2 separate regions of the Homo sapiens genome follow, and region 1 is linked to region 2. A link is a contact called in ENCODE Hi-C or POLR2A ChIA-PET data. All regions are on one chromosome and are shown on one strand. Each heading gives the region's core, a stretch centred on a gene start or an enhancer-like site at or near the end of the contact. The rest is flanking DNA. Distances are from core to core; before and after follow the strand shown. Region 1 holds the start of CCM2 (CCM2 scaffold protein). Region 2 holds the start of BLVRA (biliverdin reductase A).

Region 1 (2,957 bases), core at 128-2,627, 1.2 Mb after region 2:
TGGAATACTTATGCCTTTGGAGAGGTCTAGAGACCAAGTATTTCTTTTGAATATCAGTATAACATAGGCCCAGTCAGGAGACAGAAACACAGTAAAGAAAAGTTTAATATAAAGAATTATTAGGCCGGGCGCGGTGGCTCACGCCTGTAATCCCAGCACTTTGGGAGGCCGAGGTGGGCGGATCACCAGGTCAGGAGATCCAGACCATGGTGAAACCCCGTCTCTACTAAAAATACAAAAATTAGCCAGGTGTGGTGGCTGGCGCCTGTAGTCCCAGCTACTCGGGAGGCTGAGGCAGGAGAACGGCGTGAACCCGCGAGGCAGAGCTTGCAGTGAGCCGAGATCCACGCCACTGGCACTCCAGCCTGGGCGACAGAGCAAGGCTCCGTCTCAAAAAAAAAAAAAAACCACCAAAAAAACACAGTTTACATTCTAGCTGTGCTACAAAGTTCTTACCGGCAGATTGGTTTAGTGGCAAAATAGCAGACCTGCTGGTGACTCCAATTTGTAGTGTGCTTTTGGGCGAATCACCTCATTCCCCGGACCTCATCTGGAAAATGTGGAAATTATACCGGATGACTGGTAAGGTTCTACGATTTTATTCTGATAGGGTCTGCACATCCTTGTGGTTGCACTTCTATTTTCCAAATGTGTTTGTCTAAGGCAGGCAGACTTTATAACAGAGAAGTACTAGAAAACGGATTCCCTGTGGCTCAGGGAATAAAGTGGGACACAAGAAAAAAGAAAACCGCACCGCACCCAGACTCTCGGCGGGACGCCCCGCCCCTCAACAGTGGCCGCCTCCTCGCGCCCCTCCTTCGCCATCTGCCGGCCGCGTCCCCTCCCGCCGGCCCCCGTCCCCCGTCCCCCGCCCCCCGTCCCCTTTTCAGAGACCTGAGCTCCGCCTCCCTGGACGCGAGGCAGGCTGGGAAGTCGGCCGCCGTAAAGATGGCGGCAAATTGAAAAAGTTGGAGCTGCTCCCGCGCGCGCTCCCGCGCGCGCTGAGTGGGCGGAGCGAACAGGGGGCTGGACAGGTGCGTTCTCGCGGCCGTGCAGAAGCGAAGTAGGGGTAGGAGCGTTTCCGGCTCTCCTGAAGGACGCGGGGCGGGGTGGGGGTGGTGCAAGGCAGGCGCGTTCTCGGCCGTCCTGAAGGGGCAGGATCTTCAGCCTGTGGGCGGTGCTCTCGCCGTGAGCGGGGCCAACGGGCCGTGTTCTCCCTGAAGGGGCGGGGTCTGATCGCTGCGGGTCGGATTCCCTTGGGCCTGAAAGTGAGGATGAGCGACAACCGTGGGCGGGGCCTGCGCTGGGGAAGGTGGGGCCTGGGCGGGGCGGAGGGGGCTCGGGCCCGGAAGTGCGGGTGTGGGGCGCGGCCGGGGCGGAGACTTCGGGCCCGGCTGGCGGGCGGCGCCGGGAGCGCGGGGGCGGCGGGCCCGGGTCGAGCATGTAGCGGCTGCTGGCGGCGGGGCTCCCGGGGCGGGCCGGGCGGGCCGCGGGAGCCGCACGCGGCGATATGGAAGAGGAGGGCAAGAAGGGCAAGAAGGTGAGCGTGCGCGGGGGCGTCCTACTGCTGTGGTCGGCGGGCGGCTGGGTTGAGGGGCCAGGGTGGGGTGGGCGGGTGTTCCTTGGGGCCCGGGGGGGGGGGCAGTGGGCCAGCTGGCGGGGCGGGGCGGGGCAGGGCGAGACCCCGGACAATGGTCAGGTGGGCTTTCGCGGCCGGGCGGGCAGGAAGCGCCGCGCCTTTCCTCTGGCCCGGGCAGCGGCTCGCCCCGACCTCGGCCCCAGACGGCCTTCCCTGCGCGTCGGGACCTGGGGCTGCAGAGGAAGTGGGCCCGGCGAGGGGCCAGAAAGCTGTCCAGGGCTGGAACTGGAGCTAGTGGGCTGTGTGGTTAACGTGGAGACGTTTGCTGCTCACTGGACTTCGTTTTTGGATATCCAGTAAAAGCAAGGGTGGCCTTCACCTTATGGCCAGCTCACTCGTCCACTATCACTCAGACCTAAAACCATTGATTGATTTTAGTGACGCTAGCTACATTTGGCAGTGGGATTTAGGACATAGTTCATAGTCAAACCCCAGTTTATGTAGTTTTACAAAATGTGGCTTTAATTACAGTAAAGGGTTATAGTAGTCGATAAAGAAACATTTTAAGACTGGAAAAACGATGTGGATTGAACTACCATTAAAGTGGAAAATGGATTTTAATAAAATGTATCTTTTTCAAATAAATGCTTTATAATCTTCACGTCTTGGCTATCATTTTCTTTTTGATGTGTGTGTGCGCACTTTTATCCACAAGTTTAAAGCAGACCTCGATAATTCCTAACTATGATTTTACTACCCTGAACTCTGCAGGGAAGTGTCCTTTAATTGACAGCTACTCACCACCTTGTTTGACAGAGTGCCCCATTTAAAAGTCCTGTTTGAAATAGAATGTAGCCAGGTGGCCTTCAGGGAGTCCTGTGGTGCTGGTTCTCTACTTTCTCAACTCATTGTTTCATGTTAGCACCATGCATGTCTAATTTAGGTGCAGTATAATTTGCGGTTATCTACAAAGATGTTTTAAGTCTGGAAAATAGCTCAAGATAGTGATTCAGCCTGCAGGTGTTAGATTAGAGATGCGTGCTGCGCACAGAAGAGGGAGGAGCCAAGCAGTGTAAAAGGAGTTAGCTGGAAAGGAGAGGTGCTAACCCGGTGGCTGCTTAGTAGGGACCATCAGGCCCGAGTGTGGATGATGCTGAGCTTTGCGGAAAGTGAGCCATGTGCTCTGTGGAATGCCGGGATCCAAGAGCGCGCTAAGGACTGATGACCTCATTGTGCACCGCTTACAGGAGTACCTGGCCCATCTACCTGTGTGTGATAGGCAAGGATGGAATTGAGTGATTTTTTTTTCTAGAGCTGTCTATCAGCTTTGGTAGAAACATGAAACACCCAGCAAATAGGGAGAGAGAGAGAGAAGCAG
Region 2 (2,700 bases), core at 93-2,592:
AGGGGTAACAGAGGAGCAGATCAGGCAGGGCTTTGGGTTTTACTCTGAGTTTGGGAAACCACTGGGAAGGTTTTGGGCAGAGGAGGAATTTGATCTGGCTTTCTTTTTTTAAGGTCACTCTGGCTGCTTTATGGGGACAGGCTGCAGGGATATCAGGGAAGAGACCACTGTCATGACCCAGGTAGCAGATGATGGAGGCAGAGGTAAGAAGTGGTCAGGCTCTGGGTATGCTAGGGAGATCCAACCAACAGAATTTTTGGGCCCTGGAGGTGGGATGTGAGAGAAAGGTTTCTGAAACAGCAAGGTTTCTGGCCTTGACAACTGGAAGATGGAGTTGCCATCGAGATGGTGATGCTATGGGGAAGAGATCAGGGGCACAGATTTGGATGTGTTGAGATTGAAATGTATTTTAGAGATCCAAGAGGAGGTATTAAGGAGGCAGCTGGATAGAGGAGTATGGAGTTCAGGAGGCAGGTCCCGCCTGGAGATAAAAATTCAAAGCCAAGCCTTCTCTCTTTGCACTCAACAAAACCTCACTTAAACAGGCTTGTCAGGTCATGGAATACGGTACTAGAACTCTTTGTTGGGGAAAATGCCAGTCAACCTTACCCGTCAGAACGCTGCCTTTAAGATCAGAGATCTCTTTCCTTCAGCCTAATCCACCCCTCTCCCTGTTTTCTCCCCTAGCCCCACTAGGCTAGAAGCTCCCTGGCTTCTCCCACATCAGGATCCCCAACAAACCCATTCCCAGGTGGATAAGAGCCCAGGCAGTTCCCTAGACCACGTTCACTACTTCCTAGCTACCCAAGAGCAGGACATCGCAGACACCGGCCTCCTGGAATATTCCCTCCGCTCCTCACATTTACAGGAAGGACTCAGGTAAGCCTCGGCGCCAGTTCAGTCGGCCCGGGGCCACTAAATACCAATGGGATCCAGTGGGTTCTACGTGGTGAGTGGGGGGCGGATAAGAGAGATGCGACACCCCCCGGGCCTGCCCCCCCCACGCCGGGGCCAGGCACACCGTGAGGGGGCCAGGCACACCGTGAGGGGGCCCAGCCACTTCCATACGCCCTCCGGTCGGCCGGCACCCACCACCCACCCCTCGCCACCAAGCTGGGTGCAGAGAACAGGGCAGGCGCACGGACGGTTCTTACGGCCCCAGGCGCCAGACCCAGGGCACAGAGGCCAGGATCTCACGCGCGACCGCACGAGGCCGGGACCCTCCCTCCCCTTCCGTCCACTCCCTTCCCCACCGCCTCCGGTCCCCTCCCGGTCTCCGCCACCCCGCTTCGGGGCCCCCGCCCCCCAGCCGGGCAGCCAATCGGAGCTGGGATCCCGCCCCGGTCCGCAAAGCCGGTGGCGCCCGGAGGCTGCACGGAGAGCGGTGCCCGCGTCAGGTGAGGCGCGCGCGGGGAACGGGGGTCGCGCGCAGGGGAGCGGGGGTCGCGCGCGGCTTCCATAGAGCGCTAGGGCCTGAGCTCGAAGCCCCAGGCCCGCAGGAGGCCCGGGCCCGCGGCCGCCAGAGCCGGGACGCAGCCTGGGCGCCGCCTGCCCCGCCCCGCCCCGCCCGGGCCCGGAGTGAGGACGCGGTCGGAGGCCCAGCAGCGCGGGTCCCGGCAAGGGGCTTTCTCAACTACACAAAAGACAGTCTAAAAAATTAAGTCTCCATTTCGGTTAAGACTGCCCGTAGTTTCGGTTTTTATGTAGACCCAAGAGGGCAGGCTCGGCGTCCGCGTGCCGCGTAGTCCGGCGGCTCCAGGAGCGCGAGCGGCTGGGCCCGGGCGTAGCCACCGCAGGGCCGCTAGCTCGGCCGGGACCCGCCTGGGATGCCCTGGGGTCTGCTCCGCTGGGGCGAATCCTGAGGCGCCACGCGAGGCACTTGGCCTCTCCTAGCCCCGCTTTCGTTTTTGGAAACTGGAAACTATCACTTATTTCGTAGACGGTGTGAGGGTTACATGACAGTGTTCTGTAAAGTGCACTCTACATATGAAGTGCTCAGAAATATGGCTAATAATGAGGGTATTTATAAACTACTTAAATTATAAAAAGAATGAGACATCAGACTTACAGTTTTGGATACTAATTTTTTTCACTTAACGTTCATTATGTGATAGGAGTTTTCCATCCTATTATACCGCTGTGCGATCTGATCTTGGGCACGTTAACCAACCTCTTGTTGCCTCGATTTTCTCACCTGTAAAAGTGGGGGTAATCATAATGCTTACTTAGTAGGATAGCCCTGAAGAATAAGTGACTTAGCGAACATAAATAGCTTACAATAGGGTTTTCAGCATGGGAAGGATTCAGTAAATGTTAGCTGTCATCATCACCACCTACAAAGGAAGCAATACTGTGCTGAAAGTTTTTCCATCATTAATGTAATTTCTATAGTACGATTCCCAAGAAGATATTAAAATTATGGAAATAAAGGTATTGGTATATTCCTAATTATTTCCTAAAAGATTGTATTGATAAATATGCTCATCCTTCCCTTAACGGGATGCATTCCAGAAAAACAAGTCAAATGTTAGACAAAGTATCAGAAGGGAAATTCTGTAGCCAGAGAGCTAAAAATTACAATAGGGTCTCTAATTATACTTCAACTTTTTTAGGAATAATTCTCAGTGTGTTTTCCCACATTTCATATGTAATTTTTTTTTTTTTTTTTTTTTGAGACAGAGCCTCGCCCTGTCACCAGGC

What was found. A loop is a pair of places that touch in the nucleus more often than their neighbours do. ChIA-PET counts read pairs that join two places held with the same protein, here RNA polymerase II (POLR2A).
Region 1: a map with no recorded cell type shows a loop between it and region 2 (5-fold over the local background). The contact joins the promoter of CCM2 here to the promoter of BLVRA in region 2. A Hi-C loop is called at or near these places in 1 of 37 single-sample maps with no recorded cell type. POLR2A ChIA-PET finds 5 or more read pairs at or near these places in 1 of 52 experiments (activated naive CD4-positive, alpha-beta T cell).

The regions. Positions count from the first base shown.
Region 1 is chr7:44,998,824-45,001,780 of GRCh38, forward strand. CCM2 (CCM2 scaffold protein) reads left to right here and starts at 1,378. Exons shown (of 10, transcript NM_031443.4): 1 at 1,378-1,540. The coding sequence starts at 1,511. LOC102723334 (a long non-coding RNA gene) reads right to left here and starts at 1,185. Exons shown (of 4, transcript XR_428139.4): 1 at 895-1,185; 2 at 457-550. RefSeq lists silencers at 645-694, 1,325-1,854.
Region 2 is chr7:43,757,338-43,760,037 of GRCh38, forward strand. It overlaps BLVRA (biliverdin reductase A), which reads left to right and starts at 1,343. Exons shown (of 8, transcript NM_000712.4): 1 at 1,343-1,397. It also overlaps the pseudogene LOC107986727. RefSeq lists a cis regulatory region at 1-26 and silencers at 1,048-1,437, 1,448-1,767.